Regions from separate parts of the Homo sapiens genome. Here regions 1, 3 and 4 are each linked to region 2. A link is a loop called in an ENCODE intact Hi-C map of the cell type or tissue named here. Cell type or tissue: GM12878. All regions are shown on one strand. Links, peaks and the distances in the headings refer to the core of each region. The heading gives the core; the rest is flanking DNA. Region 1 overlaps BHLHE40-AS1 (BHLHE40 antisense RNA 1). Region 2 overlaps LOC124906209 (a long non-coding RNA gene). Region 3 overlaps ITPR1 (inositol 1,4,5-trisphosphate receptor type 1). Region 4 overlaps BHLHE40-AS1 (BHLHE40 antisense RNA 1).

Region 1 (7,802 bases), core at 1,417-6,416, 84 kb before region 2:
TTTCGCCATTTTGGCCAGACTGGTCTCAAACTCCTGACCCCAGGTTATCTGCCTGCCTCGGCCTCCCAAACTGCTGGGATTACAGGCATGAGCCACCATGCCTGGCCAAATCATGGATTCTTTAAAGTGATGTCAAGAAGATAATTCTTGAAAGGATCAAAGGATGGCTTCACAAGTCACCAAACATTTCCCTTAGGTGAGGGTCTCCAGACAGAATGTGGAATGAAACACAGTTTTGACAAGCAAACCTCTTAGAATTGTGTGATGGTCTGTAACATTTGGTGAACCATGCCTCCTGGTACTTACACCCTTTCATAACCCGCTCCCTTGAATCTGGACTGGCCCTGGGGCTCATTTTAACCAATGGACTGTGATGGAAGTAATGCAAGCTCCAGGCCTAAGCCTGTCAACTTCTGCTTTTCACTCTTGGAACCAGCCACCATGCTCTAAGAAGCCCAAGTCACATGGAGGGTGGGTGTCAGAAGACCACACAGAGCAGTGCCAAGGCACTCCAAGAGTGAGCCATCTTGAATGTATCACACCAGACTGAGCCCTTAAATCATGGGTGGTCAAACAGTGCCTTTCAGTGAAATCTGGTCCGCCATCTGATTTCTGTAAATCAAGTTTTATTGGAACACAGCTACGCCCTTTGATTTATATATTATCTATGACTACTTTGTCACAACAATGGTATGGCTGAATCATCATGCCAGTTGACCATATGGTCCACAAGGCCTAATGTATCTGTTATTTGGTCCTCTATGGGAAAGTTTGCTGAGCCCTGCCCTAGATGGCTGCAGCACCAGCTGGCTTCATGTGATGAAGAAATGCCAACCTGAGCCCAATCCACCCACAGACTCATGAGCCACAGTACAATGGTTGCTGTCTTAAACCATTAAGTTTTGGGATGCTCTGTTATATAGCCACAATAGTGACAAATTATACAATCCAATATCTGAATTGTATAAGCTTGATGATTTCATAGTTTAAATTTTTATGCTCTTTTCTTTTGTTTTAACTCTTTGTAAGCTTTATTTAACATTTTCTAAGTTGTGTTATCCATGTGTCATTGAAACTTCTCTTACCAAGGCAACCTTCTCCTTGTTGTTACATTCAATGGAGGTTTTTCAGTCTTCACCTCATTTGACTCTTGACCAACATTTGACACTGTTGAACTTCTTGGTTCCTGAGATATTTTTCCCTTTTATTCAGTTACAGCATTATCTCCAAGCTTTCTTTGGTTTTACAGGAAGCTCCTTATCAATTTTCTTTTGGAAATTCTGCCCAACACTTAATGTTAGAGTTTCTCAGAATTCTGTCTTAGATTTCATTCAATATTCAAAAGATATATATTTTTTAATTCATAAGTGAATAATCTACATATAGATTATACTTTATATCATTTCTATGTAGAAATACAAATTATTTTAAATTATAATTTGTATTTTTACATAGAAATTATATAAACTATAACATAATGTACTTTATGCCAGGCATTTTTCTAGGTACATTGGATACCTTAATAAACAAAACAGGCAAACAAAAGTCGTTCCTGCCCTTGGATAAATTTTTAAATGTACACATAATAAAATAAATTTTTGCAAAAGCTAGAAGTTGATAAGTGCTTTAGAAAAGAAAATCAACAGGGAAGGGGAAGGGAAGTAGGGAGTACGCAGGGGAAGGGGAGGGCAATTTAAAGAAGGGTACTCAGAATAGGCCTTTTTGAGATGATGATATTTGAGCAAAGCCTTAAAAAAGGCAAAAGACCTGACATGTACCTATGTCAGCATTTCTGGCAGAGAGAGTAGTATTTCAGAGACCTGAAAGCAAGGAGCATGTCTGAAAGGTTTGAAGACAAGAAGGTTGTCCCCTGTGGTGGAAACGAGTGAACATCAGGAGATGAAGTTGAAGAAATCTCAGGCTCCCGGGGTCCTGTAGGACCTTGTAAATTATGGTCAGGCATTTGTGTTTTCTGAGTGAGATGAAGGGTTACAGGGGAATTTTGAGAAGCATGAAGTCATCCGATCATCAAAAGAATCACTGTAGCTGCTGAACTGAGAAGAGAACAGAGGTGGCAGGAAGGGCGATAGAGAGACCTGCTAGAAGCTCTGGGAGTGACCAAGGGCAGCAGTGGAAACAAAGAGGAGTGACCATCTCTGGACAGTCGTACAGACTCATGCTTCCATGGTTCCTATTACCATTCACATGCTGATACTCCCCGGTCTATGTTCTAGCCCAGATGTCTCTCCTGAGTTTCAGACCCACATATTCCAAATACCTGTTTGTCTTCCCTTTTTTTTCCATGTTCCACAGGCACTTCAGTTTCTACGCTTTCCTCTAAAGCCTTTTTCTCCTCCCATGCTCCCTCTATGTCACTACTAAAGCCATGCAGCTACACCTTTCTATGAAGGCATTATCTTTAAAAGGTCACTGTTAAAACATATGTTAGTGGAGAATCTGTGCTGGTCCACAGACATTTTGGTTTCCACTAACACATCATTATGGTTTAGTTTATCAGCTTTTCTGCCTATGATGGTGGCTTTAAGGATTGGATATAGGATCAGCAGGTTTTAATTGGCATAGGAAGATGGAATCCTGCCTTAGAAGTCAGTTTAGGGCAGGGTGTACCATATTGGTGGGATGCTGAACACCCTGAGGATGGAAGATGGGAGTTACTGAGGGAATTCCTTTCATTTCACAGTTTTACCCAATACAGGAACTGTCACTGGAACACATAATTCTGAAATTGTCAGTTTTGTTACAAATAGTGCACTTATCACGTAACCGTCGTGCAAATAAAATTCTGTATATGTTATAGAATTTTAATATGTGAATTCCATTTTCTTCCATCTCTCTTAGGAATTGTTTTGTCCACTTGCCATAATAATTTTAGAATTTTGCATTCATCCTATTGACTTGTAGCAAAGGCAATACTTTCACTCTGGAAAACATTTAGTCTGAAGGTTGTGTGACTCCTTTTTCCACGATCTTTGTTTTTTCATAATTCGTGTGTAAAGGAGTTTACACATAAATATCTTAATCTTTTATTTCTAACCCTTACAAGAGTTTTTTTTTTAAATAATAGATACAAAGGAAATAAGTTTTCCTAAATTATATTTTACCACATCATACTTGTATGTGGGAACAAGTCTTATAAAAATCATTAATGTGAAACTAACTAGGCCAAGGAGAGCTATTATTTTTTATTAGAAAATTAACTTCAAAATGAATGTTTAAATACAAGCTTCACATAGTTAAAAATGCAATTAAGGCTGATTCATTGACACTTGAAAGCTCTTTTTATATATTTATCATTTATTCAACAAATATTTATCAAAGGATTGCTCTGTGCCAGGCAGTATGCTTGCACTTGGGGTGGAGCATAAACAAAGACAAGGACCCTGCACTGTGGAGCTTAATTCTAAAGGGAAAAGTAGACAAAAAATAAGTTAAAAAATAAATTACTGCTTGCAAAAAGTGCTAGGAAGGAAATAAACCAAATGGAGAGAGAGAGAGAGAGAGAGAAAGGAGAGGCTACTTGAAAGAAGGTCTTTCTGAGAAGATGAATGTGAGTTGAGACCTGAAACCACAAAGGTGAGGTTGAGTCAGCCATGAGAACTGAGAAATGCCTCCCAGCAGAGGGACCAGCAGGAGCAAAGGCCCAGAGGCAGGAAAGGCTTCATGTTCCAGAAACAGAAAGGAGGCCAAAGTGGCTTCAGTGAAGTGACCAAAAATGAGAGGCACCAGACAGGCTGGAGGGAGGGGCAGAAGCCAGATCACGCAAGACTCTGTAAGCCTTGGGAAGGAATTTGGATTTCATTCTGAATGTGATGAGAGGACAATGAAGGGCTTATGAAAAGGAATGATTTGACCTGATGCTCTCCTTTTTGTTTTTTTTTTTTTGTTTTGAGATGGAGTCTTGCATTGTCACCTAGGCTGGAGTGCAGTGGTGCGATCTCCACTCACTGCAACCTCCGCCTCCCAGCTTCAGGAGATTCTCCTGCGTCAGCCTCCCAAGCTGCTGGGATTACAGGTATGCACCACCAGGCCTGGCTAATTTTTGTATATTTAGTAGAGACGGAGTTTCACCATGTTGGCCAGCCTGGTCTCAAACTCCTGACCTCAGGCGATCCACCATCCTCGGCCTTCCAAAGTGCTGAGATTATAGGCATGAGCCACAATGCCCAGCTCTCCGGTTTTTTATTTATTTTATTTTTTAATTTTTAATTTTTATTTGTTTTAATTGTGGGAAAATACACATAACATAAAATTTACCATTTTAACCATTTTTAAGTGTACAATTCAGCAGTATTTTGTACATTCTCGTTGTGCAACTGTCACCACTGTCCATCTCAAGTACTTGTTTCATCTTCCAATGGAAATTCTGTCCCTCTTAAACACTAACTCCCCATTCTCTGCCTCCCCTCCCACACCATCTAATCACAATTCTACTTTCTGTCTCTGATTTGCATATTCTGGGTACCTCCAATAAGTGGATCATATAATATCTGTAATTTTACCTGGCTTATTTCACTTAGCATCATGTTTTCAAAGTTCACTCATGCTGTAGTATGTGTCAGAATTTCATTACTTTTTAAGGATAAATAATATTTCATTGTATACACACACTACATTTTGTTTATTCATCTGTTGATGGACACTGTCTTCTGCTTTTTAATGAAGGATTAATTATTTCAATGCTTTTTGTGGGAAGAAACAACAATATGAAAAATAGTTGTTGAATGGAGTTGTGTCTGATAGGATTTATACTCAAAATGATAATTGTGTAAACAAGGTATCAGTTTGTTTTTCTCTCACATAGAGGTAGATGGTCCAGGACCAGTATGATGGCTCCATACTTGTCAGGTTGTCAGGGACCCAGAATCCCTTCTGGCTTTCTCCTCCATCATCTTTAGCACAAGGGATTCCCATTCAAGGTCATCTCATGGTCACATGATAACTACAACAGCTCCCACAACCACATACGACCTCCAGGCAGCAGGAAGATGAAAGAGGGTAATACAAAATGGTGGCCAAAGACAAAATGTGCCACAACCGAGTGGTATGCTCGTGTAATTTGTTTTTAGAGATGGGGTCTTGCTATACTGCCAGGCTGGACTCAAACTGCTGGTCTCAAGCAATCCTCCTGCCTCAGCCTCCTGAATCACGTGCCACTGCATCTGGCACTGAGTTATATTCTTTAAAGAACTCTCCTAGAAGCTCATTGGCTGCCCTCACCTGCAATGGAGGCTGGAAATCTAGACTTATAGCCGTGCACCTTACCACATCCAGCATTATAGGGAGGTCTCTTCAGAAGGAAGGAAAGAAGGAAGAAAGAAATTCCTGATTGTCTCGGAAATAACAGAAGTGTTCTTGGTATCTTGGCATTTTGGCTGCTTGTGATGGTTGAATTTTAAAATTATAGCAATGGCTCCGTGGAAAATACACCATTTTTTCTTTTTCTTTTTTTGATACGGAGTCTCAATTTGTTGCCAGCCTGGAGTGCAGTGGCACAATCTCAGCTCACTGCAACCTCTGCCTCCTGGGTTCAAGCGATTATCCTGCCTCAGCCTCCCAAGTAGCTGGGACTACAGCCGCGTGCCACCACGCCCAGTTAATTTTTGTATTTTTAGTAGAGACAGGGTTTCACCATGTCGGCCAGGTCAGTCTCGATCTCTTGACTTCATGATCTGCCCGCCTCGGCCTCCCAAAGTGCTGGGATTACAGGCATGAGTCACCGCGCCCGGCCGACATCATCCTTTTAAGAGGAGACAGTGTGTGGGAATTAAGTTGCCTTGCTGTTAACTTTTCAATTGGCCCATAGGCGATTTCCCTGTCCTATCTACTTATATTTGAAATCCACTATTAAATGATAGAACTCAGAGGTACATGTTGTGCTTATTGGCTAAAGAAATCTTTTTTTGTGTGCAGTTGCAGTTGGTTTTCTTTTCTTTTTTTGTTAAAAATTTAAACTTAAAAAGGACTAAAGTCACTTCTGGAATTTCAGGAGTGGGTGGAGGTTTAAACAAATAACAACAGAAAAAATGAGAGTGAGTATGTCCAATCAGATGCACTTTCCTCTAGTTAAAAATAAATAAAAATACTAGTTTTTTCATGTTTTCTTCACCCACTTAAGAAGCATAAAATACATTTTTTCTTTACTTTTGTATTAACGTATGGTTTACATATAGTAAAGTCCAAAAATCTTAAATGTAAAGCTTCTCTGAATTTTTACATTTTACATTTACATTATACACCTGTATAGTTGCCAACTGGATCAAAATATAAGCAATTTCCTGCATCTAGAAGTTTCCCTCAAATCCCCAACCAATTTCCCCCCCAAAATGCAACTACTCTTCTGGTTCTTCTTATTATAAGTTAATTTTGTCTGTTCAATAAAATACATGTATGTATGTATGTATGTATGTATTTATTTATTTATTTATTTATTTATGTTTTAGAGACAGAGTCTCACTCTGTCATCTAGACATTACCTCGGCTCACTGCAGCCTCGACTTCCAGGCTCAAGTGATCCTCCCACCTCAGCACCCCCGCCACCCCGAGCAGCTGGGACTACAGCCACACATCACTATCATCCCTGGCTGATTTTTGTATTTTTTTATAGAGACGGGGTTTTGCCATGTTGCCCAGGCTGGTCTCGAACTCCTGGGCTGAAGAGATCCTCCTACCTTGGCCTCCCAAAGTGCTGTGATTACAGGCGAGACCCACCATGCCCAGCCTAAAATACGAGTTTTCAAACTTTTTATTTGGAAGCTTGAAGAAAGGTTGCAAAAACAGTACAAAGAGCATCCTTATTCCCTTTACCCAGATTTACCTGTTGTTAACATTTCTTTTCTTTTTTTCTTTTTCTTTTTTTTTTTTTTCTCACCAAGACCAGGCTCTCAAACCTGCTGTTAACATTTTTCTCTCCTTTATAATTTGCTCCTTTTCTCTCTCTCCCTGTCTCCACCTCCGTTCCCTCCAGCCACACATACTTTTTTCTGAAGTATTTGAAGTATTGAGGTGTGTTTGTTTTTGTTTGTGGTAGAGATAAGGTCTCACTGTGTTCCCCAAGCTGATCTCAAACTCCTGGCCTCAAGAGATCCTCTGACCTCAGCCTCCTAAAGCACTGGGACTACAGGCATGAGCCACCACACCTGGCTGAGGTGTTAATATAATATTTTCATCTAGTGTACCACCCATGCTCCAGTTTTGTCAATTGACTCAATAATTTTCTTTTTTTTAGCATGTTTTCCTCTTCAATACAGGATCTAGTCTAGGATCTGGCATTGTATTTAGTTGTTACATCTCTTTAGACTCCTTTAATCTGAAACAATTTTTCAGCTTTCCTTTGTCTTTTATGACAGTGACATTTTTGAAAAATACAGGCCTTCTCTTTTTAAACTAGAGTATTTCTCATTTTGGTTTAGTCTGATGTTTCCTTGCTATTAGATTCAGGGTCTCCACACCTAGCCATAATACCACACATCTGCCCCATGCTGGTGCTGTTAATTTTGATAATCTGGTCAAAGCTTTGTCTGATTTTTCCACTGAATACTTACTATTTTTCTTTTACACTTAACAATCTGTGGGTAGACATTTAAAGATCATGCAAATGCCCAGCTCTTCATCAAACTCACCCTCCTAGATTTAGCATCCATGAACAATTCTTGTCTGTATCAATATTTACTTTGTCGATTGCAAAAAATGATGATTTTCCAATGGCCACACTCCATTTTTAACTTCGTCTCAGGACGACTTTAGGATTTAGAACATCCTAAAAAGAACAAACCAACGGCCAA
Region 2 (7,802 bases), core at 1,635-6,634:
AGGCATTATGATTAATGGTTAGTTTATAGGATTGAATGGTCAGTTAGCAACAAAAAGAGTAGTGACTGCCTGATGTTCAGTTCTATATGCACCTTCTTTTTGGGCCACTGCTAGATATTCGTTCCTTAATGAAAGACTCCTCCTTGCCCTTGGCTCCAAAACAAGCAGATTAAGTGAAGTTTCAAAAATAATCTTTTTTTTACCCCTCAAAGGCATTGACCCTCTTTGTTTGGGAGGAATTGTGCTAGGTACTAACAAAACAGAAATGAACTAGTTGCAGCTTTTGCCTTTAAGAACTCTGACTTTTCTTTGCATCTCTTAGAACTCTGATACCTTACACATCTCCCCCAGGCAAGGTGGGCAGGTAGAGGTGCAGACACAGGAACATAGCTGGATGGCACCTCACATAGTGAAGCACTGGGATACTGAGGAATATACATGAGGTCAGATGATCTGGCTTTTGAATCCCAGGTCTGATGTTCTGGTTTGGTCAAATCACTTCAACTTTCTTTTTTTTTTTTTTTTTTTTTTTTTGAGATGGAGTTTTGCTCTTGTTGCCTAGGCTGGAGTGCAATGGCATGATCTTGGCTCACCGTAACCTCCGTCCCCTGGGTTCAAGCGATTCTCCTGCCTCAGCCTCACGAGTAGCTGGAATTACAGGCACATAATCCTGTAATCCTGGCTAATTTTGTATTTTTAGTAGAGACAGGGTTTCTCCATGTTGGTCAGGCTGGTCTCGAACTCCTAACCTCAGGTGATCCACCCACCTCGGCCTCCCAAAGTGCTGGGATTATAGGCGTAAGCCATTGCGCCCAGCCCAAATCACTTCAACTTTCTAAAGACATTTCTTGTTCCGTAAAATAGGGATGTATCAGAAAAAAATGCTATTTTAGCAGCCAGTTTGCCCTGCAAGTGGAAGCTAAGGATGACAGAATTATAGCCTTTTTTTTTTGGCCAAGGTAAAGGCCTAATCTAGAGAGGAATGACTGGGAACTGAGGGCTACAATTGCTCTGCATAGTAAAGAAACAAGAATTTTTGGTTTTCACTTGAGGCTGGAAGGAAGGTTTTTTTTGTTGTTGTTGGTTTGTTTTGCTTTTGTTTGTTTAGGCAAGTGGGAAAGAAAAAGTAGATGCCTGCCTGCCAACAGGCTGAGAAGAGAAGTTGCTCCTCCCATGAGTGAAAAGGAAGGGGGAGGGAGCTTTGATGACTGATTCTCAATTTTTAATTGTTTCCTATTCCTTATTGTAATCTTCTTCCACTAAAGATCTGCTCTTCACAAAGCCCAGATGATAGTGGTGCTTTGGGGACAGGTAGGAGAGAGAGCTGTGTCCACACCAGTGAAATAAAGAGAGGGGAGATGATGAGAAGGAACAGATAATTGGGTTGGAATCAGGATTTGGGATGAAACAGTGACAAGGGATCATGAAGAAGGTGTAAACACCCTCCTTAGAATGGTTACTTGCTGAACTTGGGTCTGCCCACCCAGAGCAGCAAAGCCACACACTGACATCGGGATTGCAGGGAGAGAAAGTGGGGCATTTGTTGCAGGGCACCAGGCAAGGAGGATCAGGGAGGTCATGCTTAAGACCTGAACTCCCAGATGGCTTACACAGGTAAGGCTTTTTAAAGGCAGCGTGGCAGAGGTTACAGGCAAAGTCATAAATCAATACATGAGGCTACATATTGGTTTAACCTAAAAAGGTGGGATATCTCAAAGTGGAGTAGGAGTGGAAGGGTACAGCCCATAGATCATAGGTGGATTCAGAGATATTTTCTAATGTGCAATTGTTTAAGGAGGTGAAGCTTTGTAGAAAAATTTGAGGTCAGCAGAAAAGAATGTTAGCTCTGGCCTGTGGGCAATAACTTCCTCCAGGCCCTTCAAGAAGAAATTTAGAACAAAGAACAGTGGTCAGAGTTCCATCCTCCGTTCCCCCTTATCTGAGATTTGCCTGCCAGCTGACAGCATTTTTCCTTTGGTAGTGGTCTGGGTTTTTAAAAAACAACTCAAGGACATACGTTAAGATACTATCTATAGTTTCTTTAGGGAACCAAACATCTCATGACTTCCTTGGCTATTGTTTTAGGCTACTATTACCTTATTTTATTTTATTTTATTTTATTATTTTATTTTATTTTATTTTATTTATTTTATTTTATGTTATTTTATTTTAGAGACAGTGTCTCACTCTATTGCCCAGGTTGGAGTGCAGTGGTGTGATCTTGGCTCACTGCAGCCTTGACCTCCCTGGGATCAGGAGATCCTCCTACTTCAGCCTCCTGAATAGCTGGGACTATGGGTGTGTGCCACCACGCCTGGCTAATTTTTGTATTTTTTGTAGAGATGGGGTTTTGCCATGTTGCCCAGGCTGGTCTTGAACTCCTGGGCTCAAGCAGTCTACCTGCCTCAGCCTCCCAAATCATGAGCCACTGCGCTGAGGCTGCTATTATATTACTTTATTGCTCAACAAGTTGCTTATTCACTTCTCAGGGCTAGCTAGGTGCCTGGAATTGCCCTTGAAGGAATGCAAGATTTTCCTTTATTTTCATGCTCGGGTTGCAGAGGGGCTCACGGGCCCCCAAGGTGGGGTCTCTGCTCCTTCTCAGGATCCTTCTCAGAAAGAAATTATTAAAGAGGCTCTGGGTCTTCTATAGGTAGTGAGATGTAGAATTTGTATTTGAATGTTAAATTAAAGATAGTACAACTTGGGACCATTCAGACTTCAGAGATAATATCTACTTGACAAGACTGGGAGGTTTAAATGAGAATGTAAGTGAAGGCATTTCAGAAACTAAGGAAATATATTGTCATTCCCAAGATAAAACATTTTTTCTGTAGAGATTTATTTTATTTATTTATTTAGAGATGGAATCTCACTCTGTTGCCTAGGCAGGAGCACAGGGGCACAATCTTGGCTCACTGCAATCTCCGCCTCCCGAGTTCAAGTGATTCTCCTGTCTCAGCCTCCTGAGTAGCTGGGACTAAAGGCATGCGCCACCACACCTGGCTAATTTTTGTATTTTTAGTAGAGACAGAGTTTCGTCATGTTAGCCAGGCTGGTCTCGAACTCCTGATCTCAGGTGATCCATCCACTTTGGCCTCCCAAAGTGTTGAGATTACAGGCGTGAGCCATTGTGCCTGGCCCAAGATTTATTTTAAGAAAAGAAGTCAGATTTGAATCCAGCACTGCTAAAAAATATGAGGATAGTTATCTGGAAGTCATAAGCTGTATGAGAGGTTTCTTTATGAATTTATTCAGTTCAAACTGATAGTTAAAACGTACTTTGGATAGAAAGATAAAAGTTTTTAAAATGACTGGATGTGGCCCAAATATGTCATGTTAAGACATGTAGATTTAGGATCCCGCAGTAATAACATCAGACCCATTTAGTGGGAACAGAAAGAAGCTTTTGGTCATGCAATAGTTAGCTGAGATTGTGGATAGGTATGAAAAAAAGGAAATGGTCATGTTGCAAAGGAATGGGAAGTAACGTATCAGGTATATGCCAGACTCTTGGTATAGATTATCTTTCTTGATGCCCATTACTGCCCAAAGAAGTACGTGGTAGCATCTCTACTCTTGAGAAGGGGGGAACTGCACATTAAAATCATTAGTAACTTGCTCCAAGTTATAACATTTCAGTGACAGAAATGGTATTAGAATTCTTATCCACTTTAAGGCCCATGTTCTTTCCATTCCACCATGTTGCCATGTGGACTCTGACATAGACCTAGCACCTAAGCCTTGTGTGGTTCAGGTCTCCTTGTCCCAGTTTTATACCAAACCTTAATTGTTTTTCTGCAGAGAACTTTTACAAAAAGCTTCTTACAAGACTTTATGAGATACCATAGGTGATAAGTATGTGACTTATGCTCAGGAGTAAATAGGTGAAATTCCTGGATTGTCTGAAGTTCCATTTACCTGGGACCAACCATGTATTGTGAGGTCATTATAAATGTGCTGGCAAACTCTTTCCGTTAGTGGTTCTTGCGTACAGTGTGCACTTCTTATGTTGTTGGACTCTTTGTGTTGTTGTTCAGAATTCACCTTAGGGGTTTTCTCAAACTCTGCATTCTTATTCTATAGTGGTTTTTGGCTTTCTTTTTTCTCTCCAAGCTGGGTGGATGATGCAGTTTCGCTTCTAGGTGTTAGGATTCTCTTTCACACTGGTTTGTCATGACCTTAAAGTATTTTAAGATGTTCCTTTGGTAATTTTTTTTTTAATGTCTTGCCCTAGTAAGCTAGAGATTTGTTTTACCAAATGAGTTTAAAATACCAGCAGCTGGAGACTCCATAGCATTGTCTGAGTTGACCAAATGTAAACACCCACCAGTGATCTACCTTTTTATTTTCTTGATTTTGGTAGACTTTTTTGGTTCCAGACCTGAAGGCTTGTTATGCTTCTGAATTGGCCTCTAGGTTGTAAGAGTTGCTTAATGTGGCATATGATACCAAAGATGGAAAAATGTGTATGATAATTATAATCATCTTATTATAAATTGCCATCATACTCTCTCCTGTCAGATGATTGATGAGGCCTAAACGTTGTTCTGAGCTGCAACCACCCACAAAAACCACACACACGGCGTTTTACTCAAAACTTTACTTCAACCACTACTTTGTGATGCAAAACTAGTGGAATTTTGGGTACTTTCTGTAAAATTGAAATCTTTATGGGGATTTTCCAACATTCTAGTTGATTGTTAAATTATTAGTGTAAGGAACAAGACCAAGGCAGAGTTTGCCAATGAACACTGACATCTGTGGTAGGAGAGGACACCAGTGTGCACCTGCACATGCTCCCTAGGAAGAAGCCACCTTGATTGGGCCGAGGACGGATTCTCCCTTTGAAAAATGCAGTTATATAAGAGCTATATACAAGAGATTTGTAGTTGTGAAAGATAAAGACTTCAGGAGCTCACTCACTCCTTATCTTTGCCACAAAGTTTTCGGTCTTGACAAAATATTCAGAGTCAATACTTTCTAATGTGTAGATCCATCATCTCATGAAAGAGATTTGAAAAGAAAAAACAAATCAATCTGTATTGTTCCACATGTAGGACAAAATAAAGTTCTGCATGAATGCTTTGTGTAAAGGGAGAACAGTTAAGGGAAACTGATTACTGATATCCCCACTCTGGAAGGGAGATAGCAAGTGGGAAGAGCTCTCTGTATTTTGCTTAGTCAGGAGATCTTTATTTATTCTGGAGCTGAGTCCTTGGACAAGTTACTTTACTTCTTTAGGGCTCAATTTCTTATCTTATTTAAAATAAGTTTCACTTCTGCTGTACAGTGTCTCAAGAGCCTTCAATAACAGTCCTTTGTTATTCTGTCTTATGTAAAGGTGACTTTTACTGTCATATAATTTGTCTTCTAACAAGCACGTATGTTATCAAAATCTGTAAAAAAAAAAAAAAAGTTTTGGCGAAAAAGTTTTGGCAAAAACCCAACTCTGCTTCTATAAGTATGTAGTTATGATTGTAACAGTTTGGAAGGAGTAAATTTCCCTCCCTGCCGCTCAAAAGTCAGGCTAAGGGTCTCATTATTAGCCTTAAAATAACTATCAGAAACTTTCAGGCCTTTGCCCATTAAGGCTTTATCCAAGCCGTCTATAGTAGGAGTATACAGAGATCTACAATTGAGTTTTTAACAGGTTATTTTCTTAATTTACTCTAGAGATCTTAGTAATTTCCCACTAGCACATGGCATGTCAATGCAGAACTTTGCAGTGAACTGTATGGGACTTGGGAGACAAACAGCTCTGTATAGTTTGCTGCTGCAAAGGCTGAGTTGTTGACTAGCGTCCATAGACAAAGGATGCTTGCTTTAGAATTTATATTAGGAAGTGCTCAGTGAAACGCAGTGAAAGAGCACATTTTACAGGAGCAAAATCAAGCAATTGATTTCCAGAAAGGGCAACCAAATAAAAAAAAATTGGCTGAATGAAGAACAATGAATAAGGAACATGAACTTGAAAGCAAACTAAGTGAATAGTATCAAATCTTTAAAGAATGACATTAAAGTCATATTTTGTATGTTGGGGGCAGGGTAAATACAGATAAATACAGCACTAGGAGAAAACTGAACAGGGTGGATGGAATATCATTTAGACCTTCAGGACGACAGCAAACAGAGTGGAAGCTTTACTTGTAGAGAGAAACAGGGTAATCACTACACAATTTTAGGGGCATGGAAAGGGTAAGATCCCACAAATGTTAGAGAAGTGGAATGGAATTTCCCAGACCCTTTAACAGATGGATTAGTTAGGGAAATTTGCAGATGCTTGAAACTTGAATTGGTGCTGTAGCAAACTGTTAATATTAAATAAAATGGCTTAATTAAGTAACATTGGCTTTCTCTCATGTTAGCGAGTACTACCATACTTTCACCCTGATAACACTAATTCTTCATCCGGGTAGGTAACTTTGAAGGTGACTTGGACCTTGATCTTAAAATAGAGGTGTTGGAAAGGCACAATGTGAAGGAAGCAGGCAGAATTACAATTACACATCAAAGGCCCCCGGAGTTTTCACTTCAAATTGTATGTTTCAATTCTACTAGCTTTAGTGTTCACACCCAAACGGCAAGGGTAGGATCTACTGCATGGAGGGAGGAGTGGCATTCCAATTTCGTTTATTTTCTGCTGAAGCTGGCACACTGAATGAAGATTTATATCTTAAGTGACAGGATTCAAATGGAACATGACAAACCTGTAAAAGCTGCAACTTGGCATGTCAATGCAGAACTTTCCAATGAACTGGATGGGACTTGGGAGACAAACCACACACACTGCCACATCTCGTTGGGCAGTGTGAGAGATCAAAGAGAAAGCCCAGGGGAAAAGCAAGTCCTTGCTAGCTAATGTGTGCATTGTGGGGGTTAGCATAGATTGCCATTTTGCTTACAGATAAAAGTAGGTATCTGTCTTAGGCTTGCCTTACGATGGAAAAATTTTGTGGAGACAGGCTGCACTGACTGGAAAAAATTAATTTGTTTTTAAGTTATCAAATTTATAAAGTAGAAGCATTAGTTACAAAACTAGCCATTTAACTGGAATTTAATCTTGACCTAGTTCCCAACATTGGGTGGTATTATTTACCAAAGCATAGAGAAAATTAGTGTCAAAAAAAGCAGCCAGGGCAAGCACTGATTTGAGGAGGGAACAGGTTTTACTACGTTTGGACAGGCAAGGTGGCTCTGTAAAAACATTTTACACTTTGCTGAAGGACCCTGACCACTGGGCATGAACTAAAACAAATTTCAGCTGTTCCCGATACTTCCACATGGCACACAGCAAATTAAAGATCCCCCAGTAAAAGCAGAAGAGACAGGAGATTTAGTAGGGCGCTCCCGACAGCCTGGCTGGCAGTCACTAATCCAGAAGAATGAATGAATGTTGTACTAAATACTCCCCAATGTTTGTTCTAATAATTCTCCTCAGAGCTGTCATAACAACAGCAAGTGTTTTTTTAAATAATCAGGTAAACATTTTCTGAATTAACCTGGTAATCAAACCGACTGTACTTCAAACTGATCCTAAAGAAAGTACATAAATGGAATAGCAGTTAAGTCACAAATGCCAAATGAAAGCCACCAACCAGTCACTGTATATTCTGCATCATTTATTAAATATTTTTATATATGCATTTACAAACTTTACTCATTTCAGAACTCTGCTTTCAATGCATTTTTAAACTGTTTTTTTTTTTTTTGCAGAGAGATTCTCTTGTAAAATGAGATCCATGTACAAAACTAGGCAACAGATATAAAAGTTTCCTTTCATATTTTTCATCCATCAAGAA
Region 3 (7,802 bases), core at 864-5,863, 97 kb after region 2:
AGCGCTTTATATGCATTATCTCATTTCATCCTCAGAAGCACCCCATGGGGTAGGTGCCATTATCATCCCCAGTTTACAGATGAAGAAACTGAGGCCCCAAGAAGTAACCCGCTGAGTCATCCACCTAATAAGTGCCCTGGCACCCAAGCCCCACCTGTCCGACGCCTCAGCCCTGTTCCCAACCACATGCTCTGTTAAACACCTCTCCCCTGAGCAAGAGTCTGTCCTGTTCTGAACACCTTTTGGCATTTTATAATCCACCCCACCCCTACCCCTACCCACCAGGTCTTTCAGAGGCATAAACAGGCTCCTCTCACAGTAAAGAATAGTGGCAGAAGGTACACATGCATTCGAATGCCTCAACTTTCCCATGACGTTTAATACATTTGTTAATATGGGTTCCCAAACAATCCCCTTCTGCAAGCTGAAGGGCTGCCAGGGCTGGGGTAATAAATTATTAACAAAACCATTGTCACACAATGACTGCTGTGGGTCTGGAGTCCTTTTTTAGAAACCAATGATTACAATCAAAACTCAAAGACCAGGAACCATGAACTAGGTAATAAAACACACCTGGGTAGGCAGAGAGTGCCTGGAGAACTGGAACTCGGGAAACCTACATTTTGGCCTTGGCTCCTTGCTATCCAGCCATGTGATTGTGGGCAATTTACTTAACTTCATTTGTGCCCTGGGTTCTTTAGCTAAAAAATGAGGGTCTTACCACCTGCCATGTCAGCATCACATGGAAGCTGGGGCCCACCCAGCAAGGTTGTTATGAAACAGTAGGTGTGAAAAACACTTTGATTACTACCAAGAACTACTCAGATGGAAGGTGCTACAGTTGTCTAACAATAATACCCCTTTCCAGGGAAGGTGTAAGATAGGTGGATCCAGAAAAGAGCTGGGTGTTACATAAATGGCCAAAGACTAGTGTCCAACTTGCATCCAGTGATAATTCTAGTTGGTTCTGGTAGGTTGAATGGCCTCTAAATTGACAGCAAAAACACAATGAATGGCAATTCCCATTAAGTGTCACAATGTAGAATTTTTTTTTTTAAGTTTGGACGGCATGAAAAAGAACGAGATCATATCTTTTGTGGGAACGTGGATGGAGCTGGAGGCTATTATCCTCAGCAAACGAATGCAGGAACAGGAAACCAAATACTGCACGTTCTGGCGTATAAGTGGGAGCTAGATGATGAGAACTCATGAACACAAAGAAGGAAACAATAGACACTGAGGTCTACTTGAGGGTGGAGGGTGGGAGGAGGGAGAGGAGCAGAAAAAATAACTATTGGGTACTGGGCTTAGTACCTGGGTGATGAAATAATCTGTACAACAAACCCCAGTGACATGAGTTTACCTGTATAACACACCTTCACATGTACCCTCAAACCTAAAGTAAAAGTTAAAAAAAAATTTGGCTGAAATTTCACTAGCTATAAAAGCCATTCAAATTTCTGCACGTGCAGAGATAAACATCGTTGCTTCCGCTTGTCAAAGTTTAATACACCCAAAGGCAGAATACAAGCTTGTGTCAGACCCTCCTCTCAAGTAATCCCCAGCCTTTCCACATAAAGCATTTCCCAACATTTTAAACCAGTCTCGACTTCAGCAAAAGTCTGACCTATGAAAAGGGCCTAATAGTGAGTACAATGGGCATTCAGAATTGGACCCTCCCTTGGCATAAATTATCACTCACCCTAACAAGAAACTTTTTTGCAAGGTCTGATGGCTTTCAACCAGCCAACATCTGCAGCTCTCAGTTTACCAGCCTCTCTCAGGATGTTTCCAGCTTTAATGAGTTCAGAAATAACATAGACTTCCAAGTAGAAAGGAAGCGATGAAGTGAAGCAAGTCTGTATTGGAGAGGTGTCAACATTTCAATTTCATTTGTCTGAAATAAGGTCCTCCCTCATCCACACTGTACAGTCACCTTTTAACAAGTGAGAGACAAACCAGTTTCAACTACCCTGCCAGGCAAGGGTGGGGCAGACGCCCTTCGCTATGCCTGACACCTGAGAGAAAAGGTGGAGGACAAAGAACCCTTCCTTCACTCTTATTAATCTGGTCACTGGGCTCTGGGGAACGGCCTAAGCTCCAGGGTCAAGGCCAAGGCAGGGGATCTTCATGATGATTTTCAAGGTGAATTCAGTCTTCTTCAAGCAGCAAAGTCCAACCTGTTCTATTAAAAACACTTTTCAGGGTCCAGTATGGTGGCTTACAGCTGTAATCACAGCACTTCCGGAGGCCAAGGTGGAAGGACTGCTTGAGCCCAGGATTTCAAGACCAGCCTGGGCAACATAGCAAGACCCCATGTCTAAAAAAAAAAAAAAAAATGTTTTTAATTGGGGGAAAAAACACCTTTCTTCTGAGACAGAAAGCTCAACAGCTCTCCTTTCCTGTCTCCCAGTGCCCACGGGAACTGGGACTTACTGGGAAAGCTCTGCCCTATCTGGTAAGCAGCGTGGTCCCCCTCCACCCTGTGTGGATCAGAACGCTAACAGTTTCACACATATTCAACAACAACTCAACCAACAAACAGTAATTCCTAAAAAAAAAAAAAAAAAAAAATTAAAGGTATTATCGTAGGAAGCCCCTGATGGTGTAGGCAGGCTACTGGCAACCACTGTTTCCAGCAATTTTCAACAGTAAAACCAGATTTCAGAGAAGCAGGTCAGCCACCACCCTGGAGGACCCTGTGGCTCTGACCCAGGAACAAGAAGTTAAGGAGACTCCAAATTTTCTCTGGGTTCAATAGTCAAACAGATGCCAAAGGCCAGTATCTTTTGTGGGGATACACGGCACAGCCGTCTGTCTCTTCCAGCCAAGTCATGAAGATTGGAAAGCCTCCAGACAAAACAAAGATGACCAGTGGAGTGTCAAATCAACGATACCCTTGAAAACAGATGTAAAATAGATGCAACATCAAAATTTGCCTGAAGTGGAAGGGGACTGTGGTAGGAAGCTCCTTGGTAATCCTCCAAGAGGGCAAGAAGGTGTTCTGGTGGCTCTTCAAGCCAATATGAGGCTTATTAAAAAGGTACTCTAAAGCAAAGGAGAGTTTGGTTAGATCTCAGGAAGGACTTTTGTCCAAGGAATCAGAGGGCTTTAAAATCTCAGTCCATAAAGAAGGAATGAACAATGTGAACTGCATGTCTGGGCTGCAGGAGACACATGCTAGCCTCTGAGGGTGGCTTCCAGGGCTGGTTCTATGATTCAATGACAAGTATCCTCTGGTGGCTCTTGTGAAACTCTCAGGTCCTGTCTCAGCTCACCCACATGATCACTGTGGGAACTGTGGCCAGGAGGACATGAAGACTTTCTCATCAGACCTCCACCTTGTCTCATGAACCCTGAAAAGACAGATGCAAGAGGTGCTTGGAAAATTCTATCATCAAGTCCTCTTCCCGGGAGGAGGGTCCAGTGCTGAGGACCTGGCAGTGACTTGGGTGCTGTTCCTCCATGGGGGTGGCAATCTGCATCGTGGAGAGCGAGGGCTGAAGCAGGAGTTGCAGGGTCAGGGGAGTCGATCTCTGGAAACAACTCCCCAGGTCTTATTTCCATTCTGTGTACCTGAGGGACAATGAATCAACACCAACCAACATTTCCTGTCCTCAATGCTCCGAGGTTCCCAGGGAATTCAACTTGAAATTTATACAGATGCCAAGAATAATCCTTGCCACCCCCCCCCCATTTTCTGTGTTTGTGCAGTCACACGGCTCAGTGAAAGCGATCTCTATCCTGCATCTTTAGCAAGGTAGAAACATACGCATAGGGGTGACTTAGGAACTGGGTGGGTTTGGACAGCTCATTTATTAACTTCCATCCTCAGTTCCCTCATCTGCAATGGAGAAAGAGGAGGAGAACCACTTGAGATTCTATTGCAAGGAGTGCAGGAGAGAAAACAGGTGAGAGCCCGCACAGTACCGGCAGGGTGTCTACACCAGCCACGTTCCCTTCGCTGCTCTCCACACAAACTGTGACAAGGACACTTGGCCATAGAAGCCGAAAAAAATAAATCCACTCAGGCCGGATGGAGGCAAGGACACTGGCTTAGGTGGCAAAGCATCAAGCAAAGCAAGTGCCTCCTTGATGAAGACTGCAGTCACCCCCAGTCAACCCTAGTCCTTCCCAACTCAACTGACTCTCGGGTACAGCCGAGTCTGGTCCCCAGCAGAATGCTCTGGGACTCTTCATGTCTCCCCACCCTGCATCCCCATCTTGCTGTGTGCTGGCCCACCAGGTAACTTCCACACGGCCACAGAGAGCATCCCTGGCAGCTGACAGTAAGATGTACAGATGGCCAAGCGGTTAGAGCAGGGCAGGGTGAAATCACACAGCACTCATCTGGGTAAAGCTGCTTTGTATATTAGGGCTTTGGCGGCGGCAGCGCATATCCAAGCAGGGGACAGGCCCAAGCCAACTTGGTGCCCTTTAGAAGCACCGACTAGGGATCGGCGGGAACCACAGAGATCACCTCATCCAGCCCCGACTTGATGACAAGCCCATCACCCTGGTGGAGCAGATACTTTCCGCAGCTCTGCCCCTGACCGACCACCATGGGGTAGACCGCGTTAGCTTCCTTCACTCAGCTCCTCCAACATCCCAAGCACAAGCCAACCCTCTTCTGAAATACTCTTGCCCTCTGCTACTCTTCACACAGCTCCTTCTCTTCGCATCTGTTGGGTCTCAGCTTGAACGGTATCTCCCCAGAGAAGCCCTCCCTGGCCACGCTTCGTGGCGCCTGTTTGCTTCCCCATCACACTTCTCTGAAGCTCTGATTTAGCTGATGATGAGCTGATTTCCTAGCTCTGTCTCCCACAAGACTGTAAGCTCCTGGAGGGCAGGGGCTATGTTGGTCTCATCCCTGACTGTATTGACGCCAATGTGTATAGCACCTGACACCCAGGGAGTGCTCAGTAAGTAAACATCTGCTATATTAAGCCGGCTGTGGTGACACAAGCCAGTAGTTCTAGCTACTCCGGAGGCTGAGACAGAAAGATCTCTTCAGCCCAGGAGTTCAAGGCCAGCTTGGTCAACACAGTAAGGCCTCTTCTCTCTTTTTAAAAAATTTACTATATTAATGAATGAACAATAATCCTGAAGGAGGTGCAATTCCGAAACACTCAAGCCAAGCTTTGCATCCATGGCAGCTGAAGTATAACTTTATGGCCAGAAGAAGCCTGCATGTGAAAGCTCAAAGTCCTGCTAAGTGGGAATATGCAGCACACCGCAGACCAGCCAAAGGCAGCTGATGTGGTGTTGTCACCTCTACGGGCTTATCCGGTTTTTGCACGTAACTCTGTGATGGGCTCAGCCTGGCTGAGGATCCTTAATCCATCGAGTTAACTGTTAACTACCCCGGCCCCAGTGACACAGCAGCTTGCATGATTAACTACAGCCCGGGAGGGATGATCATTTGTGCACCTTCCGTCTCCAAACCTGGCTCCCTCCCCAGACTTGATAGCTACAAGCTCTGGGCTCAACAGTTTGTGGGTTTGTGTTGCAAGGAGGCTAATAAAAACATATTTCTCAAATACCATATGGTGAGGGCAACTGCAACACATCCTCCTCGAAGAGCAATAAAATATATATATTTTTAAAGTCCTGAATTCCAGGGGAAAAACGAGGCTTGAAGACTTCAGAGGGTTTACAGGACTATCCCCTTCAGTGTCAGAGCCATCTTGATCAAAAGTCTAAAACCCAGGAATAGGAAATTGGTAGAAACTTTGAGAGAGCCTCTGACAGTTTCAAAGAGGAACTCAGAGGACCTCAGGAAATGTGAGCGGGCATAGATTTCTCCGTGAAAAGGAGGGTCAAGGCAGAAGAACCAGAGGCAACTGTGAACATCAAGTCAGTTCTCAGGGAAGCAGGGGATCCAAGTGTGTACATGAGGCGCCTTCACTGTCCCTGCATCAGGAATCTAGCTGTTGGCACCTTATAATGAGAAAACAGTCTCAACCATGAAGTTAACTCTGCTGGAAGATTTCCAAAGGGAAAGTCCCTCCCGTTACTCAGAGGGGAAAAAAAAATTACCTACTTGGTCTGGAATCCGGGGATATTTTATGCAGATGTCTCTAACAGAAGTTAATAAAGGGAAGTCAGCTTGCCTCTGATTATTCAAACAGGCTACTGCTATTAAGGATTGCACAACTTCTGGGCAAGGCAGAGGTGGGTTTGGCTTTTTAAAAATTTTTTCAGCCTGTCCTCATGGAACTACATATTCTTTTCTAAGAACTTTTCATCCTAACCTCCCTACTCACATCTTCTAAGTGTCTCTGCTCTGGTGGGAATGTGATGGACAACACAGAGCCATCTCAGAAGCCTCTGTGGCCACCACCAGGCCGGCCAGGGTGCAGGGGGCCACTCCCTGGGCAGCCATAGGGTTCTCAGCAAGGTGCATTCGTCGTCCCTGCTGAGAATCTGATGGGGCAGCATTTTTTTTTTTAATTAAATGCAAGCTGAGTCATTTCAACCTGCAACCTTCAGGTAACAGGAGTTACCCAAGCTCCAGGAATTATGATTGTGGGGTAAACCCATTCTCTTGTTTTCTTGCGGTTCTATTTTATAACGCACTAGAGGAGACAGAGACGTCATTGCTTCACCCAGGGCAAGAGGACAAAGGAGGATGCATGGAAATACAAACAGCCCTTCTCCTCCAGGCCATACCGACTGTCCAACTAGCAACAGACTTCACCTGGTTTTGGAGCAATCTGAATTTGGAATATGCCAGAGAAAACTTCTATCAGGCAAGATGGAAGACTCCTAGGATAGGTCTCTCTCATGGAGGGATTGGTAATAAAAAAATCATGGGAAAAGAAATAAGGGAGGGTGGAAAAAACACACCTTAGAAAACAACTTCTGATGTCCCGGGGCTACACAATGGGGGAGCTGAGCACTTAGGAAGGAGAGGGAAAATATTCTGTTTCCGGAGACAGCTCCAAGAATCATGAGTAGGTGTGAGAAACAAGGAAGCTTACAGATTTAAAAAAAAAAAGAAAGAAAGAAAGGAAGGGGGCAAAAGGAAGGAGTCAGGGAAGGGGGGAGTGAGATCTTTGAGAGACAGGGGAATTAAAAAACACCATAGCAACAACGCAGTCCACCTACCCTGGCCGCCCACCCACAGCCAGATTCTTTACTGACGCATTTGAGAACAAGCTGGTTCCTACCAGCTCAGGAAGGTGAGCAAACCCAGAGAGCTCATTAAATCCCTTCTCAGCGACTCTTGTCTGCCTGCAGATAGTGAGCAAGGAGGATATAAATAGAAGTTATATAACATCTCTTTGTTGATTCCTGTGCTTACCAAAAAAAAATGCAGCATGACCTTGTTTTTCTTTAGAGTTTGCCTCGGCCTGCTGGTTGAGGACTTTAATCCAGATAGGAATCATCTTGAAGTTTAAACAGCAGGATATAGATTTCCAAGTTAAGGGTGCTCTGCATGGCCATCCAAGTTAGGAACCCACAGGGTCAAGTCCTCCTCCGCGGATTAAAAAAAAAAAAATCCACCAGCTCTAAAACAACAACAGCAGGTATGGAATCTTGTGGCTTCCTCTTAGAACATCTCCTGAGGTAAATTAAGGAGTAAATTTGATACCCAAGAGCAAAGCATCATTAAAATGGCATCTTGGGTTTTCTAAAGGAGGTTCGAGCACCACAGGTATATTCAAAGGTAACTGGTGGTTTCCACATACCCTCCAGGCCTAAGCAGTTGTCTTTTTGTTCCTTAACAGGCACGATGGTAAGAGTCCAGTGGATGGAAAAGGCCTCCTCCTTAAAGATGGTGATGGAAACGAGCACTG
Region 4 (7,802 bases), core at 1,262-6,261, 76 kb before region 2:
GAGGCAGTGGTTGGATTTTAAACCAGTTACCAGGAAATGATCTTCCTCATCTCAAAAATCAACGATTCCACTTTGGGAAAGAGTTTTGCAGTTTTCCAAAAGTTAAACATAAAACATATGACCAGCAATGCTATTCCTAGGTATCTACCCATGACAAATGAAAATGTGTCCACATAAGGACTTGCACATGAATGTTCACAGATGCTTTATTCATAATAGGCCCAAACTGAAAACAACCTAATGTCCATCAACTGAAGAATAGATAGACATAATGCGGCTTATCCATGAATGGAATTCTTTTCAGCACCAAAAAAGAACAAATTACTTACACATGCTACATCGTGGATGAACCTCAATAATATTATGCTGGCTGGGCAAGGTGGCTCATGCCTATAATCCCAGCACTTTGGGAGGTTGAGGCAGGAGGATCACTTGAGCCCAGGAATTTGAGACAAGCCTGGGCAACATGGCAAGATCCCATCTCTACAAAAAATAAGAAATTAGCCAGGTGTTGTGGCACATGCCTGTAGTCCCAGGAGGCTGAGGCAGGAGGATAGCTTGAGCCTAGGAGGTCAAGGCTGCAGTGAGCTGTGATTGCACCACTGCACTCTAGCCTGAGTGACAGAGTGAAATCCTGTCAAAAAAAAAAAAATAGTATGACAAGTAAAAGAAGTCAGACACAGGCAAGCATGTATTGTATGATCCCATTTCTATGAGATATCCAGAAAAAGCAGATTTATAAAGACAGAAAGTAGATTAGCAGTTGTCTGGGTTATTAGGGCTGGGAACAAAGATCACCTATAAATGGGTATGAGGGATCTTATTGCAGGGATGAAACAGTTTTTAAACTGATTTATGATGATAGTTGTATGGCTCAGTGAAGTTACTAAAAATAATTATATTGTGCACTAAAAATGGGTGAATGTTATCCTATGTAAAATATATCTTAATAAAACTGTAATATGTCACATAGTCAATATCCAGATCAGCACCTGGATAAAGTGTAATATTTACTGTTCTCTGGAAGATAAGACATGTTTGGCTGGACCAATGTTGAAACATTTCAGCTGGGCAGAATGGAAGGGGAAATTTATTCTAAAATTACTGATAGGCCTGGATTTATCTGTGACAATTATATTTTGAAAGGCTCTCAATATCTCTATATTAAGAGGAATTAAGGTTTCTAAAACCATTTTGAAAGCATAATTCTTTATGTTTTTTGCATTAATTGTGCATTCTTATTTCCATTTGTTTTCACAACTAAGATATAGGATCTAAAATAATTTCTGTTCCCTGAACTGTTATATCCCTAAGTAAATTGGTTGTCCCAGAGGTTACTACTCAAGATTTCACTTTCTGTGGTAAAAAGGATTTGATGAATTTGTTTTTAAACTTTCAGAGAAGCATTTGTTCCTCAAATGGCTGAAAGGTTCTGATAAATATGAGGGGAGAGGGAATAAGCCTTCCAAAGATCCCTTGGCCAGCGTGTGCTAAAGGCCTATGCTTGACTGTTTCTAAAGCTATCTTCAAATTAATTTTAGTTTACAGATTATGATTAGGAGAATAATAAGTTATTTTACAAAAGTCTTTTTGTAAAGTGGAGCTTTAGGGAGAACTCAAGAATGAAAGTTAGAAAGACCTGGATCCTGGCCGAGCGCGGTGGCTCACGCCTGTAATCTAGCACCTTGGGAGGCCGAGGCAGGCGGTTCACGAGGTCAGGAGATCAAGACCATCCTGGCTAACACGGTGAAACCCCATCTCTACTAAAACTACAAAAAATTAGCCGGGCCTGGTGGCATGCACCTGTAGCCCCAGCTACTCAGGAGGCTGAGGCAGGAGAATTGCTTGAACCAGGGAGGCGGAGGTTGTGGTGAACTGAGATCACATCACTGCACTCCAGCCTCAGCAACAAAGTGAGACTGTCTCAAAAAAAAAAAAAGAAAGAAAGAAAGACCTGGATCCCAGGCCTGTGCTGCTTTTTACCAGTGGTACATCCTTGAGTCAAATTACAGAGTGACTTCTAGCTGGCTGTCACTGTCCTAGTGGAGTAGAAAGAGGCCCAGACATTCCGGTTATCCCAGCAGAGCCCAGGGTAGTCCAGCCCAGCTAACCCACCAGCTGACTGCAGCTGCATGAGTGAGCGTAGGTGAGACCAGCACAATCCACAGAATTGTGGGAAACAATAAATCATTGTTTTAAGCCACTAAATTTTAGGGTGGTTTGTTACACAGAGAATACATAAGTGAGACTCCAAACTTCCCACGACCTCACCACTACCACCACCCCACAACACACACGCACACACACGCCCTTGAGCATCTCTCTGGCTTGCCAGTGGCAATCACTGACCGCTTTGCTGTTCCTGTCTTCATCTTACCCGACATTAAAACTCACCCTCTACTTTGGCCTGGCCTGCAAGAACCTTGCAGTCCATTAATGGGTTTGAAAACAGACTCATACTTTGGTTCATACTGAGGTGTTAGTAACTGATGTTAGCTTAATGTTTTACATGGCTTTCACCCAAAGGACTAGCTCCCTTAAATGAGGAAATTTAGGCCCCAAGGCAGGCAAAGTCCTGGGCAGCATCCTCCTTGTAAATGGCTGTATCTTTGACTTAGAGGTAGACCTTTATGTGTATGGAAATGAAAGAAGGTGCCTCCTAGCTTCAGACTCCTTTTACCTGCTTCTAATACTGCACTTTGTTTTAGAGAACAGTGGTTTCCAATGAGGGTGGAGACTTCAGGGCTTATTTTAAAAGCCCATTCTTGGCTCTGCCCACAGGGATGCTGAGATTCTGATTCAGCAGGCTTGGGTGTGGCCTGGTTCTCTGTATTTTCACCAGGTTTCTTAGTGATTCTGAAAATCTCTCTCTCTTTCTCTTCCTCTCTCTCTCTCACACACACACACACACACACACACACACACACACACACAATCCAGCTCAATTGAACATAGAGTAGGCAGCAGTGGAAACAGCCCAAAGTTCACCTCCTGTAGTAACATGGTGGGGGTGAATGGGTCTAATTTTATAACACGTGACTATCTTTTGTCACTGATTGAAAGAAGGGAATAATTATACCTTCCCACAAGGGGCAGAGTGTGGTGTCTATACCAGAATTGCATCCTGGAAGTACTGACTTTCTAAGATCTAGGATGGAAAGGGAGATTTGAGAGATGATCTGATTATACATGGGGATATTCATATGCACCCACAGGAAAAAATAAGATATACTATTTTTAAAGGTCCTCAAAGTGGGCAGTTTCAAAATTTGGTTTCAGGTTCATTAATTTCCAAATCTGGAATTTGTCACCTTTTGTCATTAAAAATGAAAGCCCAGTAATTTTTTTAAAAAATCTTTTGGGGTTTTTTTTTGTTTGTTTGTTTTGTTTTTAGAAATTCACATGGTACAAAATTCAAAAGACACAAGAGTGTATACAGTGGATTATTTCCCTCCTATCCTGGTCCCCTAGCCATCTAGTCCCCTTCTCTGGGCCCAAGGTTTACCAAAAAAAAAGTTTTTTAATTGAGGTAAAATTCACATAACAGAATTCACCATTTTAACTATTTTAAGGTATTATAATTCAGTGGTTTTAGTATAACCACAGTGTTTGGCAACCATGATGCTTATCCATTTCTGAAATATTCCCATTACCCCAAAATGAAACCCCTTATACCCCAATTCCCCTTCCCTTACCCCTTAACAACCACTAACCTACTTTCTAGCAGTATGGGTTTGCCCATTTTGCCATTTCATCGAAGTGGAATCATAAAACATGTGCCCTTTTGTGACTGACTTCTTTCAGTTACCATAATGTTTTCAAGGTTCACCTATGCTGGAGCAAGTATCATTTCCTTTTTATGATTTGATAATAATATTCGATTGTATGGATATACCACATTTTGTTTATCCGTTCAACCATTGATGGACATTTGGATTATTTCCTCCTTTTGGCTGTTATGAATAATGTTGCTATGAGCATTTGTGTACAAGAGTTTGTGTGGACATACATTTTCAGTTCTTTTGAGTGTACTTTTAGTAGAATTTCTGGATCCTTTGATAACTCTAATTTTTTTAGAAACTGCCAAAGTGTTTTTCCAAATTGGCTGAACAATTTTACGTTCCCATCAGCAATGTTGGAGGGTTCCAATTTCTCCACATCCTCACCAACACTTGTTATTTTGTTTTTGTGTTTTTATAGCCTTCCTAGTGAGCTGAAATCGTATCTTACTGTAATTTTTATTTGCATTTACCTAATGACGAATAATGCTGAGCATATTTTCGTGTGCTTATCGGTCATTTGTATATCTTCTTTGGAGAAAAGTCTATTCAAGTTCTTTTCTCATTTTTTGAATTGGATTGTTTATTGTTGAGTTATAAGAATTACTTATATATCCTGGACCCTTATCTGAGACCCTTATCAAACATGATTTGCAAATATTTTCTCCCATTCCTTAGGTTGCCTTTTCACTTTTATGATAGTGTCCTTTGATCCACAAAAGCCTTTAAATTTTGGTCGAGTCCAGTTGTAACTACTTTTTCTTTTGTTGTGTTTTGGATGTCATATTTAAGAAATCATTACCTAATCTAAAGTCACAAAGGTTTATGTCTAGCTCTCTTCTAACTATAAACATAGTTTATAACTATAGTAATTTTATAATAGTTATAGCTCTTAATTTGGGTCTTTGATCCACTTAGAGTTGATTTTGATATATGGAGTGAGATAGGGGTCAATATTCATTCTTTTGTGTGTGCATATCCCGTTGTCCCAACACCATTTGTTGAAAAGGCTATTATTTCTCTTATTGAATTTGCTTGGTGCTCTTCCCAAAAATCAATTGACCATCGATGTATGGATTATGTTTCTCCTTATGCCAGTACAATACTGTCTTGATTATCATTGTTTTAAATTAAGTTCTGAAGTCAGTAAGTGTGCATACTCCAACTTTACTTTTCTTTTCTTTTTCTTTTTTTTTTTTTTTTTTTGGCTATTTGGGATCCCTTGCATTTTTGTATGAATTTTAATATCTGCTTGTCCATTCAGCAAATTAGAAAAAAGGCAAAAGGTAATTGGAATTCTGATAGGGATTGCATTGAATCTGTAGACCAATTTAGAGAATATTGCCATCTTAACAATACTAGGCCAGGCACAGTGACTCACACCTGTAATCCCACTTTGGGAGGCCAAGGCAGGAGGATCACTTGAGGGCAGGAGTTTGAGAACAGCCTGGGCAACATAGAGAGATCCCATTTCTACAAAAAAATACAAAATACAGAAACAAGACTAAGTCTTTCAATCTATGAACATGAGATGTCTTTCTATTTATTTAGGTCTTTTAATTTCTTTCAACAATGTGTTGCAGTTTTTGGTGTACAAGTCTTACACATCCTTGGTTAAGTATATTCCTAAATATTTTATTTTTAATGGTATTGCAAATAAAGTTGTTTTCTTAATTTCATTTATTCACTGTTAGTGTATAGAAATATAACTGGTTTTTGTACATTAATCTTGTATTCTGCAACTTTGCTGAACTTATTAGCTCTGATAGTTTTCTGTGAGGATTATTTAGGAGTTCTATATATTATATCATGTTATCAGCAGATAGAAGTAGTTTTACTTCTTCCTTTTCAATCTGGTTGTTTCATTTCTTTTTCTTTCCTAATTTCCCTGGTTAGAACTTCCAGTACAATGTTGAGTAGAAGTAGTGAGGATAGACATCCTCATTTTATTTCTGATCTTAGGAGGAAAGCTTTCTGTCTTTCACCGTTAAGTATGATGTTAGCTGTGGGTTTTTTCATACACGCAGCCTGAAGGTTTTTGTGTGTTCTTCCAGAGGTAGTTTATTCATATATAAGAAAATAAATTTTAACATAAATACTAGCCTATGTATATACTGGTCTGCACCTTGCATTTTTTAACCTAACGATATATCTTGGAGATATATCTTTACTGACTTTCTAAGTCAGTAAAGAACTTTTTTATTTTTAGAAAATGTTGCTTAGTTTTTCATTTTATGGCTATACCATTACTTATTGAATGAATTCTCCATTGAAGCATAGTCTAACTATCAGCAGTATTGGTCATATAAATTCAAAGTCAGCAAATATTTATTTAATCTCTACTACTTATTTAACCCCTACTGTTGTATAGAGCACAATAAAACTTGTTAAAGAAAATAGGGTGGCTGGGTGCGGTGGCTCACGCCTGTAATCCCAGCACTTTGGGAGGCCGAGGCGGGTGGATCATGAGGTCAGGAGATCAAGACCATTCTGGTCAACATGGTGAAACCCCGTCTCTACTAAAAATACAAAAATTAGCTGGGCATGGTGGTGCATGCCTGTAATCCCAGCTACTGGGGAGGCTTAGGCAGCAGAATCATTTGAACCCAGGAGACAGAGGTTGCAGTGAGCCAAGATCGCACCACTGCACTCCAGCCTGGGCAACAGAGTGAGACTTCATCTCAAAAAAAAAAAAAAAAAAAAAAAAAAAGAGAAAAAGAAAAGAAAGAAAGAAAGAAAGAAAGAAAGAAAATAGGGCCTAACTTTTATTCACTCCATTTTCCCACTTTCATTTATGGGAATACTGCAGCAAAAAAAAAGCTGTTAATACCATTTCTTCCAACTTTGAAAATTTCAACAGAAGAGTTGAAAGAATTGTACAAGAAAAATCAAATAACAATTACTTAGATTCAAAAGTTTTTAAAATTTTGCCATCTTTATCTATAATGATACATTATTTGCTTTGTTTGCTGAACCATGTGAAAGGTTTTCTTCAGTTAAAAAAATTTTTTTTTCTTGAGATAGGGTTTTGCTATGTTGCCCAGGCTGGTCACAAACTCCTGAGCTCAAGCTATCTGCTCACCTCGGCCTCCTAAGGTGCTAGGCTTACAGGTGTGAGCCACCATGCCTGGCCTAAAAATTTGCTTATATTTAGGAGATATAAGTGCAGGTTTCTTACATGCATATATTGTATAGTGGTAAAGTCTGGGCTTTTAGTGATATGAAAGTTTTAAATTATAGATTTCTCAACATTTCACCCCAAAGAATAAGGATATTCTCTTACTTAACGACAATATCGTTATCCCACAGACATTAAACAATTTCCTTATAAAATACTATCAAACATCTGGTCCATATTCAAATTTTTCTATTTGTCCCCCAAAATGTCTTTTTTAGTTATTTTTTTTTTAAACTAAAATTCAGTCAAGGTCCACACACTGCATTTCTGTTGTTACCTCTCTTATTTCTTTACCTACAACAGTTGCCATATCTTTTTTTAAAAAAATAATATTGACATTTTGAAGAGATTAAACTAGTTAGCTTTTAGAATGTCCCACATTCTAGATTTGCCTGATTGTTTACTCATGGTATGGTTAATCTTGCTCTTTTATTCCCAGGATCTTCTGTAAATTTGAAGGTGAACTCTAATGGTTTGATTAAATCCAGGTTAAATATTTTTGGAAGAATATGTAGTAAGTGAAGCTATATAGTTATAGCATCCTATCAGGAGGCATATGACATCAACTTATTCCCTACTAAGTTCATCTCTCAGTTTAAGTGGTCTCCACTAGAACTCTTCATTAAAAAGGAAAATTTTTTTCTTTTAAGCTCTGAAATAGCCACTGCTTTAACGATGAGAGAATGTCAAAGACCTGGAATTGGAGGGATGGGGTGGAATCTATTTGCTTCTTTTCTTCCTTATATATCTCAACTCCAATTAGTGATTTAGATAACTTTTAAATACAAATAGAAACTTAGATGCAAAAGTGTTGAGAAGCAGACCTCTATTTTAAAAAATAGATG

The links. Hi-C counts contacts between places; a loop is a spot of excess contacts. Peaks named below come from ENCODE experiments on the same cell type or tissue, not always from the same donor. Only the 100,000 strongest peaks of a DNase experiment are listed, where the experiment ranks them.
Region 1: it touches region 2 in a loop (4-fold over the local background); 2 of 110 quality-filtered maps call a loop at or near these places.
Region 3: a loop joins it to region 2, with 5 times the contacts of the local background. A loop is called at or near these places in 21 of 110 quality-filtered maps.
Region 4: it touches region 2 in a loop (4-fold over the local background); 2 of 110 quality-filtered maps call a loop at or near these places.

What each region holds. Positions count from the first base shown.
Region 1 is chr3:4,931,400-4,939,201 of GRCh38, reverse strand. The region is part of intron 1 of BHLHE40-AS1 (BHLHE40 antisense RNA 1); the gene reads left to right. Among named protein-coding and RNA genes, the nearest start is that of BHLHE40, 44 kb to the left of the region's middle. In GM12878, for the core only: no CTCF peak of the experiment used is centred there; a DNase peak (open chromatin) is centred at 3,601; H3K27ac peaks cover 377 bases.
Region 2 is chr3:4,847,306-4,855,107 of GRCh38, reverse strand. The region is part of intron 2 of LOC124906209 (a long non-coding RNA gene); the gene reads left to right. It overlaps ITPR1 (inositol 1,4,5-trisphosphate receptor type 1), which reads right to left. Exons shown (of 62, transcript NM_001378452.1): 62 at 7,602-7,802. Among named protein-coding and RNA genes, the nearest start is that of EGOT, 100 kb to the right of the region's middle. RefSeq lists enhancers at 3,717-3,796, 4,157-4,216, 4,617-4,736. In GM12878, for the core only: no CTCF peak of the experiment used is centred there; DNase peaks (open chromatin) are centred at 4,087 and 4,637; H3K4me3 peaks cover 615 bases; H3K27ac peaks cover 2,638 bases.
Region 3 is chr3:4,749,942-4,757,743 of GRCh38, reverse strand. All of the region lies in intron 44 of ITPR1 (inositol 1,4,5-trisphosphate receptor type 1), which reads right to left. It overlaps EGOT (eosinophil granule ontogeny transcript), which reads left to right and starts at 6,154. Exons shown (of 2, transcript NR_004428.1): 1 at 6,154-6,798; 2 at 7,734-7,802. RefSeq lists an enhancer at 3,357-3,466. In GM12878, for the core only: no CTCF peak of the experiment used is centred there; a DNase peak (open chromatin) is centred at 3,263; H3K4me3 peaks cover 255 bases; H3K27ac peaks cover 4,530 bases.
Region 4 is chr3:4,922,896-4,930,697 of GRCh38, reverse strand. The region is part of intron 1 of BHLHE40-AS1 (BHLHE40 antisense RNA 1); the gene reads left to right. Among named protein-coding and RNA genes, the nearest start is that of BHLHE40, 53 kb to the left of the region's middle. In GM12878, for the core only: no CTCF peak of the experiment used is centred there; no DNase peak of the experiment used is centred there; H3K27ac peaks cover 207 bases.